2 separate regions of the Homo sapiens genome follow, and region 1 is linked to region 2. The links are chromatin loops, found by intact Hi-C in ENCODE. Cell type or tissue: Caco-2. All regions are shown on one strand. Each heading gives the region's core, and the rest is flanking DNA. Links, peaks and the distances in the headings are about the cores only.

The links. Peaks named below come from ENCODE experiments on the same cell type or tissue, not always from the same donor. Only the 100,000 strongest peaks of a DNase experiment are listed, where the experiment ranks them.
Region 1: a loop joins it to region 2, with 5 times the contacts of the local background. A loop is called at or near these places in 1 of 110 quality-filtered maps.

What each region holds. Positions count from the first base shown.
Region 1 is chr2:42,080,578-42,089,590 of GRCh38, forward strand. It overlaps LOC105374531 (a long non-coding RNA gene), which reads right to left. Exons shown (of 2, transcript XR_940001.1): 2 at 2,897-3,443. Among named protein-coding and RNA genes, the nearest start is that of PKDCC, 37 kb to the left of the region's middle. RefSeq lists an enhancer at 5,973-6,032. In Caco-2, for the core only: a CTCF peak has its summit at 6,048 (motif pointing left); DNase peaks (open chromatin) are centred at 3,904 and 6,105.
Region 2 is chr2:41,891,578-41,900,590 of GRCh38, forward strand. LINC01913 (long intergenic non-protein coding RNA 1913) reads left to right here. Exons shown (of 3, transcript NR_033996.1): 3 at 952-2,469. Among named protein-coding and RNA genes, the nearest start is that of LINC01913, 19 kb to the left of the region's middle. RefSeq lists an enhancer at 4,967-5,016 and a silencer at 5,147-5,196. In Caco-2, for the core only: no CTCF peak of the experiment used is centred there; a DNase peak (open chromatin) is centred at 3,714.

The DNA of each region.
Region 1 (9,013 bases), core at 234-8,233, 190 kb after region 2:
AATAGAAACAAATGAAGTTGTGTGTTGCCTATCTTAACATAATGAGCACCTGGCAAGATATCTCTTCCCTGGTAAAGTTCACTGAGCCCCCAGGCCCTGGCTCCCTGCCCTTCAGCTCTGTGAGCAACCCCCCAACACAGCTCACTGCTCTTTCCCACCGTGACAAGTGGATCAACAAGCTGGCCCTTTGGATGAATAATGGCAATCATGTTATTTCTTTGTGGTGGTTGTTCCAACTAGTACTATGTTTTATCTTACTATCTTACTATACATTTTTATTTTTGAAAAGGTAATTCTTGAATATGTTTTAAAAAAATTCAACAATAACAAAGCATATACAGTCAAAAAACTAGTAGTTCCCTCTGGCTCCTAACCTAAGCATCTGACTCTGTTCTCCAGAGGCAGACACTGTCCCCTTGCCAGCATATATGGAGAGGCTGAGGTGGGGTACACTCCACACCCTGTTCCCCTCCTTGCTTTTTTTTTTTTTTTTTTTGAGACAATCTTGCTCTGTTGCCCAGACTGGAGTGCAATGGTATAATCTCGGCTCACTGCAACCTCCACCTCCCAGGTTCAAGCGATTCTCCCACATCAGCCTCCCAAGTAACTGGGACTACAGGCATGTGCCAACATACCCAGTTAATTTTTGTATTTTTAGTGGAGATGGGGTTTCACCATGTTGGTCAGACTGGTCTCAAACTCCTGACCTCAAATGATTCACCCACCTCGGCCTCCCAAAGAGCTGGGATTACAGGCGTGAGCCACTGCGCCAAGCCTCCCTCCTTGCCTTTTTCACCTAACAATATATCTTAGAGGTTGCTCATAGCATACATACAGATCAGCCTTATTCTTCCTATCAGCTTTAGGAACTGTAATCTATACATCAGGTCCCCTAGTGATGGACACTTAGCTTGTTTCTAGTCTTTTGCTATTACAAACATGCTACAATAAATATATCTGTTAGAAATATAGATATTTTTGTACGTCTGTTATAAAAATGTTAGAAATGAAATTTCTAGGTTAAAGCAAATTTGTATTTAAAATCTTGACCAGCCTGGGCAACATAGCGAGACATCCCAGGAGTTAGAGGATTCAGTGAGATATGATCATACCACAGGACTCCAGCCTGGGCAACAGAGCAAAACCCCGTCTCTTAGAATAAATAAAATAAAATCTTGATAAATATTGCCAAATTGCCCTACAAAATGGTGTTCCAGTTCACTTGTACCAACAATATGTGAGTCTTGGTTTCCTCAACAGTTTTATCAACCTTCCACCAAACATTTTGCTTTTTGCCAATGTGATTTTTATAAAGAATGGTGTTTTGGTGTAGTTTTAATCCTTTTCTTTCTTTCTTTGGGATTTTTGTTTTGTTTTGGATTTATGTTTGAGTCAGAGTTTCATTTTGTCACTGATGCTGGAGTTCAGCAGCGCAATCACTGCTCACTGCAGCTTCAGCTTCCTAAGTAGCTGGTACTACAGGCGTGCACCACCACACCCAGCTAATTTTTTTTATTTTTTGTAGAGACAAGATCTCCCTATGTTGCTCAAGCTAGTCTTGAACTACTGGCCTCAAGCAATCCTTGCCTCCCAAAGTGCTGGGATTACAGGCACGAGTCACCACACCTGTCCTGGATGTCTTGTAGAATAGATGAGTGTGAACAGGAAGTGCTTGAGAGAACAAACTGGTCCCTGGGCTCAAATCCCTACCCAACTGCTTATTAGTTGAGTGACTGTGGGCAATGCACTTAACTTCTCTATGGTTTTGGTTCCTTATCAGTAAAAAGATATCAGAAGAATAACATTTTTCATATAGTTATTGTGAAAATTAAATGTATAAACAAACATAAAGCTCTATATAAGTTATTATTTTTTTCATATGTTTAATGACCATTTGCATTTTTTCCTGTGAACTGTCTATTCATATCCTTTGACCATTTTTCCATTAGCTGTTATTTTTTCTTTCTGCAGTATAAAAGCTCTTTATGTATTTAGGAAATTAATCCTCTGTCATTTGTGTAGCAAATGTTTTCCCCAATCTGTCCTTGTCTTTTCACTTCATTTAAAGCACTTTGCCATGTAGAAATTTTTAATTCTTATGTAATTAAATATATCAAACTTTCCTTTTGTGACTTTTGAACTTTGTGCTTTAGAAACCTCACTTCTTGAGGTATGAATGAAGAGAAACCAGAACTACTTCCTGTTTTCACTCCCTGCCTTTCCTTCCCTGGCTTTCTCCCCATCCTGTGGATGAGTCAAGGTTACCTCCCAATCCCACCTCAGTGGTTTTTCCACACTGGATCTCTCCCCACCTCCATCTCAGGCCCCTCAAGAGTAGCACCAATGAGGCCACTTCCCTGCTCAAGAATGTTCAATAACTCCCCATCACCTACTGGACTAAGAACAAGCTTCTCATTAGAGGCATCTTCCTAGATGACACCAACTTACTTTGCAGGCTGGTGATTCCCCTAAATGTCCCCTGTCTTCCAGTCCAACTCTACTTTTCAATGTTCACTTCATCTTTCCCACCTCCCTGACCTTCATCACACTATTTCATCTACCTGCAAAGGCTCCTGCCCATGTCTGCCCATTAAAATTCTCATCGTTGAAGACTCATCCCAAATAGCCCTTTTCCATGAAGCATCCACTGGTCCCCACCAATCAGATATGAGCTCTTCTTTCCTTGCATCTTCAAAAAAACCTTGTTTGTTCTTTTCCCAAGACATGCATCTCAATCTGCCTTAAATAATAGGCTATGGTGTGTCCCCCCTGCTTACAAGAACTCCATGAAAAATGTGAGCTGTGTTTCAGTTACCTCTGCATCTGTCACAGCACCATATCCTTTTGGTGAAGTATAGTAGACACAGGCCATCAGATCAAATGGGAGAGGGGAATATGAGGGAGTTACTGTTCTTTTACTAAACCATCACATCCAGACAGCTGGGCTGGAGGCTGCAGGAGATGCCTACTGAGCCAGTTTCTTCTGCTATGTCAGACAGTGGATATTGGTTACCCTTCTTTCAGTTGCAAGTGAAAGAATACCCAATCCTTAAATAAAAGAAGATTTGGGCGGATTCTGGGGCTCCAATGTTGTCACCTGGAGCTGGTCTCTCTCCAGCCTTTGGCTTCACTTCCTGTGTATTGGTATTGGTTTTGTTGTCAGACATGCTCTCCCATGCAGGCAGATGGCAGCAACAGCTCTAGCAGTCATTCATCCTTCCACATCATCCCCAATTCCAGTCCAGCGAGAAAGAGCATTTCCCTCTCTCCCAGCAGCTCCAGCAAAGGTTTTTCCGCCTTTTGCAAGCTTTTATTGGGTTAGATATCCAACCTTTACTAAGATCACAGGAATGTACTGTTCTGATTGGTCAGGCCTGAGCCCAGATCCAAGAGTTGAGTAGACTCTGTAAGCACATGGGTGCAGTGTGCAACCCGGAATAATTCTACAAAAGGAAATTGATGTAATGTTAGCAAAAGAAGGAAGAACAGATGCTTGTTAACCAAAAACACCAAATATCTACCGCACAAAATGGAGAACATTGCTGCTCTCCTGAAAGACGGAGATGGGCCTGAAGCACCAACTCTGAGCTATTTTGCTCCTTCCTGCTGCTCTCCTCTGCCCTGGAGGCAATGCTTCTAGCTTCCAAACACAACATGGTCCCCCAAGGTTTGTGGCTCAGCCACAGGACCAGTGTGAACAGATCCTAACCAAACCCCAGACCAGGCGATGGCTGGTGTGGTCCAGCTGACTCCAAGTTGTTAGAACCATGAGTCCCAGCCTGAGTCCCAAGAGTTGCAGGATTGTTTATCTTTGTTGGGGAAAAACTGTAGCCAGAGCCATAAATCACTGCCCAGCTGGATGGCCTCGCTGAAATGTTTGTTTAAACAATGAAATCTCCTGACGGACTGAAAATATAGGATGGATCACCCTGTCCTTCTCAGGCCCAGTCTTGCAGGCTGGAGCCCAGGGCATAGAGAGTGACTCAGAATTGGCTCCCCTCCCCCACTCTCCACCCCTCCCACCCCCAATATCAGCCCCAAAGAATGAAGCCACGGCATAGCTAATCCGAAACAGCAGATAATGCGAAAGCCATGTCTATCAATCTTTGAAATGCAGTCTCTGGAATGGTTCGCATTGGACGTGCCTTCCTGATGGAAGTAGCATTGCTTGGCTAATATGAACAAGAGGATGTGGAAGGGGCAGCCTCTGAAAGAACACTGCATGGAGCACCGTGGGGAGATCTGGCTCTGCCCTGACCACTGTTGGGTGTGGGCAAGTGACTTCCACTCTCTGGGCCTTGGTTTCCTCCCTTGTTAGATGAAGGAGTTAGACTTGGTCTTTGTGCTTCCTTTCAGCCCTTGCCTGCTAAGTGAGGTGGCTGTGCTTTTATATGCCCCAAAGAAAGACCAGATAAACAGGAGCAGGCAGGGGAAGAAGATGGGGAAGAAGAATAAGGAGGAGGGTTGTTGAATTAGATGAATTCCCACTTAGGGAGGCCAAGGCAGGCAGATCGCTTGAGGTTAGGAGTTTGAGACTAGCCTGGCCAACATGGTGAAACCTCGTCTCTACTAAAAATACAAAAATGAGCCAGGCATGGTGGCAGGCACCTGTAATCCCAGCTACTCGATAGGCTGAGGCTCGAGAATTCTCTTGAACCCAGGAAACAGAGGTTGCAGTGAGCTGAGATTGCATCACTGCACTGCAGCCTGTGTGACAGAGTGAGACTCTGTCTAAAAAAACAAACAAACAAAAAAAGAATTAGATGATGCCCTTGCAGTCTCTTCCTGCCCTAGGATGTCTTCTTCTGAGTTCTCTGGCCCTTCAGAGAAGGAGAGAGGGGAAGCTGCTTACTAAAGGCCCCATTGGCAGGCCCATAATCAGGAGCCTGGTACACTCCAAGGAGGTCACAAAGAGTGTTCCACTGATTCTGGGATGGGGGTGACATGGACCAAGTCAGACCTCAGGACGGGCCACTGCCCAGGCAGGACCTAGCTTCTGGGAGCCTATCTAGGCTGATGGAGATCAATGAGGGGAAGGGAGGATCCAGAGGTACACAATCTTCTTCTCAGGAATTTCCTACAGGAAAAAGGGCAGCAGAGACCTGACCCTTTCCAGTGTGGGGGCTGTGACCTTGGCTGTGCCATAGGAGCCATGACAGGCCTGAGATAGAGTATGTGAGCTGGGGTATTGACAGGTCCTGTCATTGGTTTGCCAAGTATTTTCAAGAACATATGACCTGTCACGTACAGTGGGAGGCACAGGGAATGCAAAGGTGAATAAGACCAGGGTTCTGTGAGAGTTTGCAGTGGGATATTCCAATGGGGCGAGCCATGGGATTTGCAACAGGGATTGCAGAGGAGATTGGGAAAGGATCGTAAAGGCATTTGTTAAAAGTTCCAGGAATGAGGTGTGAAGGACGGCATGTGGTCTTTAATTAAGACCTGCAGTGGAGGCTATGATGGGATTGCCTGTTGGGGATATAATGGGATGTTTTGGGGTTGGTCCAGCAGCCGTAAAATGGGAATATAATGGGAGTGTGTTGGTAGATATAACAAAGTATGTGTGGGGTGGGGGTCGATAGGATAATCCATTGACAGAGCAGCCTTTCCTGACAGCTCAGATGAGATCAGATTCTTCCTGTTGATATGGTCTCATAGTATCATATTTATCATCTATTACACTTCCCACAATTGAAATGAGTCCATTGTTTTGTACTTATTTGCTTAATGTCTATCTCCTTTACTAGGCTGTAAAAGCTGTCGGGGCTGTTGCCATGGAGGGAGGCATGGGTGTTGCTCACTACTGTACCCCATTCTCCTCCCCGCCCCAACACACAGCCCAGGACTGGGCACATAGGAAGCTCTCAATCAATAATCACTCATGGAAAGAATGGATGGAGACAGGATCTAGAACTAGCTTAGCTCCATGATCATCAAGGTGGTCAAGCCCCCTCCCCAAATCCAGACCCAAATCCTGCAGGGTTGCTCAATGTCCTCAGAATAAGTAACGGTTTTGTTATTGAATCTGGAGACTTTGGTTTCATTTGAAGGGAGGTGTTGCCATCTGGTGCCAAATTGGAGAAATACACTGAGAGAAAGTTCCTTCTGCTCCAGTTCTAGCAGCCTCCACTGACTACCCGCCCGGTGACCGTCAGCCAGCCTTCAGCCCCAGCTGCACAGAAATCAGTCCCATCTTCTCCCACTGCCTCGGGAAGTCAGGCAGCAAGAGTTCAGAAAACAGAGACCATGCAGGCCCTGTGCTGGACTACCCCTTCATCAGTCCCTCCAGTCAGCTCTCAGGTCATCATGGGCGCACCCTCACTCCTTCCTAACTTTGAACCCAAATGCTCATCCTGAAAAGCAGCAGCCCAGTGTGGGAGCAGGAGCCACAAATGAAGCTTTGATTCCACAATTAACATATGAGAAATTTCTCATCATCCGAGATTTTATTTTGGTCAATCCAGTTGACCCGCTCTGGATGGTGGGCACTGATGGAGATTTTGGAGACAAAAGACTTGTTTCTATATCATATCCTGTCATTGGCAGATGAGTATATTCCCCAGAAGTTAACTTTTTCCTCCTCTTTCTCTCCTCTGTCCTTGCCTTGAAAGCAAACACCGCTTGGCTCACACGACAATGGGGCCCAGACTTTTTTCAAGTCCAACATTGAAATCAAGCTTACAAAACAGAGAAAATGGAGATTTAATCTGCAATATAAAAGGATGAATTGCTTTACAATGTGAGTCACTACAGTTTCACTGATTCAACAAATATTTGTTATGCTCCTACTGTGTGCCAGGCATCTTTCTAGCCACAAGGAAATCAGCAGTGAATAAAACTCCAGCTCAAAGGGGTCTACATTCCAATGGAGCATCTCTCACCATGGAGCTCCTTATCCTGTGTCCTCTCCTGAAAGCAGGAGCAGCATCAGCACCCTCCTCACTACCTCACCTAGCAATATGCATATGACATCTTAACAAGAGGACTGAACATTGAAAGGACGGCTTCACAGGAACACAGCTGCTCTATAAATGGAGTGTATATTTAAATTGTCTTTATATTTTATGGAACATGTTTTATTTGCATTATGTCACTTGGGTGGGGGACAGTGGCAGTGCCCCAAGGCCATCTCATAGAAGCATGCCAGCTGAGTACAAACACTGCATTCACTAAGCAAACCCAGATGCATGGCAGCTGCCTTGTTACTCCCCAGTCAGACCCCTAACACATTTTTTTAACTTATTGTCAAAAGAAAAACTTTTGACAAATTAAATTTAACAGAACTTATTTTAGCAAAGAACAATTCATTAATCAGGCAGCACTCAGAACCAGAAGAGGTTCAGAGAGCTCCCTTTGTAATGTGGGCAGTGAGTACTTTAGAACAGGGAAGTAACTTAAAAAAATAGCTTGATTAATTACAGCTAGGCATTTGCTTTATTTGGACGTGGTCTGGTCAGCTGTCAACCTATGATAGGCTGAAGTTCAGCTGCTTGTGACTCGCTGAAACCCAGCTATCTGTTAGAAAAAGTATAGTAGTTAGATTTTAGTACCTACTAAGTTAGGTCACAGATCATTACATAGAAACTCAATGTACAAAGACAGGGTCCAGGGCCAGGCACAGTGGCTCATGCCTGTAATCCCAGCACTTTGGAAGGCCAATGTGGGCGGATCGCTTGAGGTCAGGAGTTAGAGACCAGCCTGGCCAACATAGCAAAACCCTGTCTCTACTAACAATACAAAAATTAGCCAAGCATGGTGGCACGCACCTGTAATTCCATAAAACAAAAATTAGCTGGGCATGGTGGTGTGCACCTGTAGTCTTGGCTACTTGGGAGGCTGAAGCGCGAGAATCGTTTGAACTCGGGAGACGGAGTTTGCAGTGAGCTGAGATCACGCCACTGCATACTACAGCCTGGGTGATGGAGTGAGACTCCGTCTCAAAAAAAAAAAGAAGAAAAAAAAAAGACAGGCTCTAGGCCAAACTTAATTTAACACTATCAAATTAGAAAATATATTTTTGCCTATGATACTAGTCACAACCAGAGATATTAGGAGAGATGAGCACTCCTTATGTATTGCTGCTAGCACTGAAAATTGTTAGAACTACTAAAAATCAATCTGACAATATATTTAAAAACCTTGAAAAATATTTATACATACGGATTTAGTAGTTCTGAAGACATCTATACTACAAAATAATCTTAAAGATTTATGCACAAAGATTTTCATTTTAGCATAATTTACAATAGCAAACAAATTGAATCCACAAACATTCAACAGAGAATTATGTTATATTGGTATGATGTAAAAGTAGGCAGTCATTAATAATGATGTCACAGGCCGGGTGCGGTGGCTCATGCCTTGTAATCCAAGCGCTTTGGGAAGCCGAGGCAGGTGGATCACCTGAGGTCAGGAGTTCAAGACCAGCCTGGCCAACACAGTGAAACCCTGTCTCTACTAAAAATAAAAAAATTAGCCGGGCATGGTGGCCCACACCTGTAGTCCCAGCTACTCAGGAGGCCGAGGCAGAAGAGTTGCTTGAACCCAGGATGCAGAGGTTGCAGTGAGCCGAGATCATGCCACTGCACTCCAGCCTCGGCAGCAGAGTGAGATTCTGTCTCAAAAAAAAAAAAAAAGTCACAAATAATTTTTTGTGACATGGGGGAAAATATGTATCAAAAGTAGAACGCAAAATCTTATACATAATAAATTCATATCTATTTATTTAAAAAAAAAAAAAAAAAAGGTAAAAAAAAAACTAGAAGGAAATTACCAAAACATTGAAAGTAGTTAACTGTTGCTGGCCCCTAACCCATTCTATCTGGGAATTCTGAGGTAGTCATGGCCAGGGGGTATGTCATGGGCCATGTATGAGTTGTCATGGCCAGATGCTCCAGGGTGGAGCATCTCTGGGTGTTCTTCAGCAGAATGCTGCCCCCTAGCGGGCGGCCCACATCCTGGGCAGCTCAGGAGTCACTGGATTTCCTCGCGCTCCCGCGCCACCACTCTACTG
Region 2 (9,013 bases), core at 600-8,599:
AAAAACATAAAGATATCAATATACACCAGTCATAACTGTGTTCTAATAATAAATGTAGTAAATGTAAAGAATTAAAATTACTTGTTAAAAGAAACACTAAGATCAAATAAGAAATCCGGCCTTTTGTTTTTTCTAGTAAACACACTTAAAATATAATAACACAGAATTATTGAAATGAAATCAGAAGAAATATACCAAGTGATCATTATCCAAAAAAAATGATAGTAAGTAAAGTATCTCCCAAAGTTCTGTGAGCCTTTCTAGCCAATTATTCAACCTGAAATGGGAGGGTGGTAGGAACCCACAACTTTGAAGCCAAGCAGTGAAACAATATTAAAGTCAGAAAAAATAAAGAAAACAATTACAAAATGATAAAAAGAATTCTCCAGAAAAATAAAACAACCCTAAACATGAATATACCTAATAACATAGCCAAAAATAAAACAAAAGAAAAACTAACAGATTTGCCACCATGGTGAGGGATTTCCAGGCGGAAGGGAACAGGCTTATTGTCCTGGGTAGATGTGAAAGTAGGCTGAGACAAGTGAGTGGAAGTTATGAAGTGGAAGGACTTTGACTACATCTATGGAGGGACTTCTATAACTTTCAGAGCTGTCCAAATTGAAATTGGCTGCCTTGGGAGGGAGGGAGAACTCCAAAAACATGGTTTTCTAAGTACAATCTGTATGGCTACTTAATGAGACTATTGTCCAAATATTCAGATATCAGACACTTAGCCCCATGAGGGCAGGAACCATGACTGCTTTGTCCACCACTATGTACCTGGTGTCTGAAGCAGAGACTGGCACAGAACAGGTGTTCTTAAGTGTCCACTGTATGAATTTACTTTCCAGACAAGAAAATGGAGAAAACCACCTCTAGAGTGGCTTCTAATTCAGAGATTCAGTGATTCTTATCTACCCATTCCTCTGCTATTTGTCCTCATTCCAGTCTGAGGCCCAGGGTCACCACAAACCCGGGAGACATGAGGCCAGGCCTGAGAGGCACAGGCAGGCTGAGGAATGGACAGAAGAGCAACAGAGAAGCCTGGAGGATGAAAGCCAACTCTGCAAAGAGCTTCCAAGAGTCTTCCTGCCACAGAAATTCCACTTGGCCACAGAAATGGCCCTGGCCCTGGGCCAGGAGAGAGGTGGCGACGAGCTGCTCATGGCAATGACTTTCAGTCAGCATGTCTTACCTGTGCTTCCAAGGGTGGAGATGCCACTTTGAGTAGGTCACTGGGTCAGGCAGGTCACAAACCAAGCTCCTCCTACACAGTGAGTTCACGGAGACAGAGAGAAGGAAGGGAAGGAGGTTCTCAGCTCTACTGATTCCTTAGGTCAAGGAGGGACAGGGTCCCTGTACTTGGGGACCCTCCAGTCTGATGGGAAGATACAAGGCAACCCTCTTAGAGCCGTAGAATGAATGCCACCTATAGTTCCTCCCTTCAGGAAGGAAATCCAGTCTGATGGAAGAGACACGGCCCCTGTTGTATCATTCTTGCCTTCTTACCCATGTCACACAAGGGAGTGAAGGAGGTGGCAGGCCCAGGGATAGGTCCATTTCTGTGGTGAATGGAGGCTTTCAGAGGACATTCCCACAGCCCTGCTGTCAAGGGCCCCTTCCCCTTCCTCCCTCCCCGGCACGATGCCTTACCCACTGGAATGAATCCTGAGCTCTGAGCCTATTCCTAACACATGAATGCTGACCCCTTTGTCACGTCCCGCTTTCCCTCCAACTCTGTTTTTTGTTCTTTTTCCCACCCAGACTCGCCCTCCCCCACTTGCCATTTCCCAAGCTCATCCCGGGGAGACCAGACTCAATGGCCCACTGGTGATCTTGTTTTACATGAGACATTTCCAAAAAAGACCAAAAAATCCTTTCCAGGAAAATGCCATTTTTAAAATTCAGCTCCAGACACTGCGGCAACATTAGGAAAACAAAGGACTTGGCAGAAAGGTTTTCTGCGTGGGGACTTTCTCTCGAAAATACCTTCTCCAAATTGCCTCCAGTGGGGATGACTCCAAGGGTCAGTTCTGGAGCACCCAGGCAATTGCAGACAGAGTGACTTCGGGTTTGTACACTGTCCCAGGTCTTTCCTTACCTGATATCACCCTGGGATCTTCCAGGCTTAAACAAGGAGCCCCTTCCAAGGGTCCCCAAAGGAAGCAGCTGTCTCTGAGGGTCAAGAAATAATGCTGCTTCCTTCCTCCAGAGGGGACTCCTCAACCCCTCTCTTGCCACCATCACTAAGCCAGGGGCCCAGGTTAGGAGGTGGAGGGACATAGTGTGCTTAGTAGAGAGCTTGTCTTCTCTTATCATCCAAGTGAGAGGAATACACAGCTTCCCCTGGGGCATACATAGTGGTGTTCCCCTTTTTTGCATGTATCAGGTATAATTAATCAGGTTGACATCACATATGTAATAATAATGGCCATTATTTATTAAACACTTCCAATGTGTCCACGAGTAACCTGTTCTTTATGTTTGTTTTACCTCATTTAATCCTGGTAACGATTGTCATGGGCTGAATTGTATCTACCCACTCCCCACCACTCAACAAGACTCGTACGTTGAAGTCCTAACCCCCAGTACCTCTGAATGACTGTGTTTGGAGACACATCCTTAAAACAGGTAATTAAGTTAAAGTGAATCATAATTAGGGTGGGCCCTAATCCAATAGGATTGGTGACCTTACAGAAGAGGAAATGTGAACATTGTTAGGCACATGCTGGGAGGCAAGGACATAGCGAGAAGGCAGCCATCCGCAAGCCAAGGAGAGGGGCCTCGGAAGAAACCAAACCTACCGGTACCTTGATACTGGACTTCCGGCCTCCAGAACTATGAGAAAATTAATTTCTGTTGTTTAAGCCATCCAGTCCATAGTATCTTGTTATGGCAGCCTTAGCAAACTAATACAACACCCATACAATCAATCTTACCATCTTACCATTTTACAGAGGACAAAACAGTCTCGAGAGGGTATATAACTTTCCCAGCAAGCATATAGCAGAGCTGAAAATGCATAATCAACTGCGTGACTCTGGAACACAAGCTCTTAGAACTGGATCCTGCTGCTTCTCCTCTGTGCTCTACTATGCAAGTTCATGATCCATTTACTTATTGCTACAAAATAAACCATCCACAACTTATTGGCTGAAAACAACAACTTTTATTTTGCTCATGAATCAGCAATTTAGGCAGGGCTTGTTGAGAACAGCTCATCCCTGCTCCACTTGGTATCAGCTGGGACAACTTCAAGGATGATCTGACAATTGATGCTGGCTGTTAGCTGGGACCTTAGGTGGGGCTGCTGGTCCAAAATTTCATGTGGACTCTCTATGTAGCCTGAGCTTTCTCCTAACATAACAACTGGTTTCAAAGGCAAGCATCCCGGGAGACAGAGCCAGGCAGAAGCTTCTCTAAACAGCCGTAGCAGACACACAGCATCACTTTCGCCACATTCTCTTCCTTTGAAGCAAGTCACTGAGGCTGGTCCATGTTCAAGGGGAGAGGAATTCAATGCCACCTCTCAGTGGGAGGAACATCAAGGAATTTGCAGACATGTTTCAAAACCATTACAATGCATGTGCCATTGACATGCCTGAACATATTTTATGTCAAGTGTTTATTTACCACCAGCACAGTATCATCGAAAGGACATCAGACTGGAAGTCCAAAGTCCTGAACAAGAGCCTGTCAGCTGTGTGGGGCTGGGATTTCAACACCCATCTATGAAAAAACCAGTACCTGCTTGTCCACTCAGTTCAGCCACCCTCTATATGGAAATGAGGTCACTTAACCCCATTCCAGTCTCTAAAACCAATACTAATCCCAGTCAGCAGGTTAGTTAGAATGCTGCTCCTGGGGCACTTTATTTGACTCTCAGTTATGATAGCCTGGGTTCTCCCTGTCTCTGTGCCTGAGCCTGTCTTAGAAACGTAGCAGTCTATGTGTGGAGCACATCCTCAGGACTAGGCACTGTCACTGGTGCTTTATGTTTGCTATCTCATTCAGCTATTTCAACCCTATGAAGGAGGTTTCTTTATGCCCATTTTACAAATGAAGAAACTGAAATTCAGGGCAGGTAAGTCATTTGCCCAAAAGTTAGTAAAGGGCAGAGCCAGAACTATGAGTTGTGCTGTGGCCAGCTCTGTCTCCTCCAGGATCTGCTGTCCTGCCCCTGGACTGCCTGCCAGGACATCTGATGGCTTCTGGGTTGTCTGTACCTCTGCTCCTCTTGCCTTTTAGGGCCTCACCATACTTCTTGTTGAACCTTATCCCTGTCTCCTTCATGAACGACTCACTGGACTTCTACCATCCTGCATTCATCCTCCTGATCTAACTCCATATCCCAGCCCTCTGCATCTGCCCCAGCCTATCGTGCCCAACTGCACAGTGTCCTGGCATGGCTAGAGAGCAAGATCAAGCAAGAGAGCATCACCAGTGAAAAAACAAAAGCTCTGGAGTCAGACCGATCTAGATCCAAATGGTGGAGTGAGCTCCACCGTTTATTATTTGTGTATAAAAATAATGACACCCATGTTGCCTCGTTGTGAGGATTCTCGGTGAGTTAATACAAGTATAGGGCTTGGCATAGTGCCTGGCACCTAGCAAATGCTTAGTAAATATTAGTTATCTTTGCTGTTATTATCAATAATACTTGTAAAAGATCCACTAGAGAGCCTAGCATATGGTAGGCATTCAAAAAATGATAGCTGTTAATCTCATTGTTTAAGTCCTGGAAAAGCTACAGGAATTCAGAGAAGAGCCAGATAACAAGGTAGCAGAGACAGAAAACAGGCTGCCCAAGTAACTGCGCAGATCTGCAGATCTGTCTAATCCTAGAGCTTGGGTATGACTGGCCTTGATTAAGTGGAAACGCCTCCCTACAGAACTCCCATCTTCATCTGCCTCGATTAGGAGATGACAAGAGCTTCCTGAGCTTGGAAGCCCCTGGGAAGAGGAATTTCAAGAAGGAAAATCAGAAACACCCTGTCTGTGCTACGACTGCCCAGGATCCTCTGCTGTGGCAACATATATCACTGGCCACCCCACTGTGCCGTGTTCATCTAGTTGTCCTATATAGGTCTGTGGTTTCACAGGCTTCATCTGAGCCTGCAAGTTCTCAGAAAGTGGGTGAATGTGGTCAGAGTATGTTTCAGCCTCCCAGCCTCAAACCCACTCCAGGTTGAGATGTCAACAAAAACAGCAAGCAGGTGGGTAGAAAGCAACCATCAGATTTATAAAAGAGCTGTCAGATAACCACACACAGGCACTCACACTTGTGAGCATTTGAGAGCTGTGGTGCTGGTGCCCTCTTTTACCTTATTTTTCCTGCTGCTACCCTCCCAGGATCCTCACAACTAGATCCACCGATGCTCACAGCTCCTGAGTCAATGCTAACCAAGCTGGAGAGTATGTAAAGTTTGAGCAGATACAACGGCTTGGAATAATGTCACCAGCTCAGTTACAACTACTTGGCTCCTGTGTTCCTCCTGATTTTCCTTCAAGCCAGATGATCAATGAGGTGACAGGTATTTCCCCCAGACCACTCTCATTTCCCTTTTCCAATCATACATGGATCTGGTGCCCTCAGGGATGACCTCTAAGAACCCACATTCCTGCACCACGTTGCCTCTGAGCCTGAGCTCTCCTCTCCCCTCTCCTGGGCCCATTGTGATACAATCAGGCTCTTCTGTCCCTAATTTTGCCTAGGACCCAGTTCTTCTCTGTATAAGTCAGACATTGCTGTGATAATACTATGTAATAAACCATCCCATAATCTTAGTGGCTTACAAAAACAAACATTTATTTTCCTCACTCACAATCTGTGGGTTGGGTAGAAGGGCTGTGATTCAGGTGGTGAGTTGGGTACAGATCAGTTCCATATCTCTCTCCTGGAACCAGCAGCTACCTGGGATAGGCTCTTCTCATTACATATGGAAGCAGCACACAAAGGGGCTAGTGGAAGCCTCCCATGACTCTTAAGGCCTCAATTCAGAACTGTCTCGTTGTCACGTCCATCCATATTTCCATTAGCCAAAGCAAGGTAACTGGCCAAGCCCACAGCTGACAGCATGGGAATATAGGCTCTACCTCCTCTAGTAGGGTGCATGTAAAGCCATATGGCAAAGGGCATGGGTATATAATTCTATTGCAGGGAGGGAGTGGAGAATTGGAAATAATCATTCAGTCTCCAACATTTCTTAATCTAGAACTCAGTTACAAGCTCACCTGAGGGAATATACATCTTTTACTTGCCTGCTGGGCCTTCTACCCCTGATCCCAGCCCACTGGCCTAGGATGTGACTCTGAGTGAAGAAGTGTCTCACATGGAGACCCCGCCCACTTGGCTGCCAGTCCTTGGCTGTCACCAGCATCATTTACTCTGATCCACCCACCTGACTGTTCCTCTGGAATTCTTGAAGAAGCCTACCAGCCTAATTGGCTCCTCAGCCCTTATCTATACTGGCCTCAGGAGGGGCTAGAACCAAGAACTCAAAAACTGGAAAAACATTGGGGAACCAAGCAGTTTCTCCCACTCTCTCACTCTGCACTTCTGCTTCCTTCTCGCTGTGGGCATCAGCTTTCTCTGCTCCTCAATGGATGGTGGAATAGGGCCTGCTCTAGGCCTGGAGCCACTTTTGGCACCATCACCAGGATAAAGAGAATTCCAGTGTCCCATTTCCAGAGTCCCAGAGAAAGACCCCGGTCAACCATGGCTGGTATCATGACATAGAAACATGGTTGCCTACCCCTCTAGATGGAGGAGAAGAGAGGTGTGAGCTGCCAGACAGTAAGAAAAGCATGGAAACCAGAGGTTTCAGGCTGTAGTCTTCTGAGCTGACTCTGGCCAGAGATGTGTTTTGTTTGGCCCAAGGGATTTTTTTAATGTTTTCAATTACTTGACAAAAGTTAGAAATTGAGAGTTCACATATGAATCCAAATACTTTTTTCTTAAAAAAACTGAAAGGTCTCAATTGGAAAGGAGTGTGAGGGGCCTTATGGGTCCTGATGCTGTTCTGTTCCTCAATCTATGATCTATTCATGGAAAATTTATCAAGCCATATACTTAAAATAGATCCACTTTTCTATTTGTATATTACACCTTCTTTAAGTTTTAAGAATTTAGAAGGTCTATAATGAAATCACATTCCAGCAAGGAATAAGTCCTCTGGAGCTGAGTAGTTTTCCATACCACCATACCCCTCACTACTCCCCATTCTCTTCCTATCACTGAGGCCGAGGGTCAGTAGTCACTCATCATCGTCCTAGACTATGATTTTCTTATAACAGAGTTGGGAAGAAAGTAACTTTTATATGGACATTCATACATACATATCCATAACTCAAGCAAAAGGACAGACACAAAAGAGCATCAACGAGAGCTATGTGTTTGCATGTTTGCAAAAAAAAAAAAAAAAAAAAAAACGGAAAATAGCTTTTTATTTTTGGAGAAGTTAAAATCATTCTTCCAAGTTTGACATGCAAATGAAATGTGTCAGTATCAAAAGAATTCAAACAAAAAAGCTGTGAGGCTGGTAGGGAAACTTAACGATCTAAAAGAAAGTACTGATGTTTTAACATGTTTTATTTTTCAAAGCAAATAAAACAAATGACACAACTGTGAAATGAAGTTATGGAGAAGGAGAAAATATTGCTCATGCATTGAAACCTTTTATTAATGGTGAGTTTACAAAAGAGAATCTACTGAGGATAGAGAAATTCATACCTTGAACAAAAACAAGTATTTGCAAATGGAAGACTAAACAGAAACGCTGGTTGCTCAACAAGATGACGACATGGCTGAGAACTTACAGGACAGGTTGTGTGAAAAAGTTAAATCATTTGTGGCATTTCCTAGTGAAGCTTATGAGAGCCCAGTTAAAATAATACCACCCAGTCAGCTATATTTATTTATGGTTCCAAAGAGACTTCAATGTGATTGGAGAACTTTTGGTCATGGTGTCCATCACAGGCACAATTTCAGGAAATTACTTAGCTTTGTGTGTTGAGAAGCCTTGAAAAACTTAAAGCAGACAGGTCAAAATTAGTAAGCCTGGCTACAAAACAGAGCTCCTGAAATGATCAGCATTAACACTGACCTTGTTATGAATCTTAAATCTAAGGTGGCCAATTTTGCACAATTAGGGAAACTAAATAATTCACCAGGAATTGCCTTGTGCTAAAAAGTTAAAATAGAACACATATCATGGGCCTAGTGAATGGGACTTACTCCCATGGCTAAAAGCATAAAGAGTTCAGTGCTTTGCCTGATAAAGTGGATATGCAGTAGTCATAACACTCGTCTGTTCTAATAAATAAAGGGTAGTTAGTGTGTAATGTCGGGGTCTTTCATGGGTGGGAGGGGAGGAACAGCTGAAAAGTTATTAACTTGTTCATATCATCCAACAAAAATACCCCAGCTCACCAGCAAAGATTGGATCAAAGTATATGCCTTTTCAGTAAATATCACAAGCCATTTAACCCTTTTGGGTATCTCTTTAAGAATTATCACAAATATGCAAATGGCTATTCAGTTTTCTCATTCTTAGTGAAATTATATCTTAGGGAAACTCATTTGGCAAAGAATCATCTGGCTTATTTTCCTATGCTGAAATCAGTTTTCCAAAATGAAAGAGGTCTCTTCAACTGCTCTCTAAAAATTCTGGAGCTGAAGACAGGATGAGATTCCAAAAAAGTTGCTAGTTTTATGAAAATGATCTTTCTCAATATTGTGCCACAAATGCAATTTTTTGAACTCACCTTTCTCAGTATTGTAATATAAATGGAATTTTTTGAACCACAATTCATTCCCTAAAACTAAATTTTGCAACATTGGAATGCCAGAATTCTACAAATATCTCAGGAGTGGTTACCCTAAATATAAAAACCATCATACAAATATTCTATCAATGCTCAGCCATGAACAGCTGTTTTCCATTATGAAACTAAATAAAACGATTGCTCTCAGTTAAAAGATTCAAGGTTGAATTCTATACAGCACATC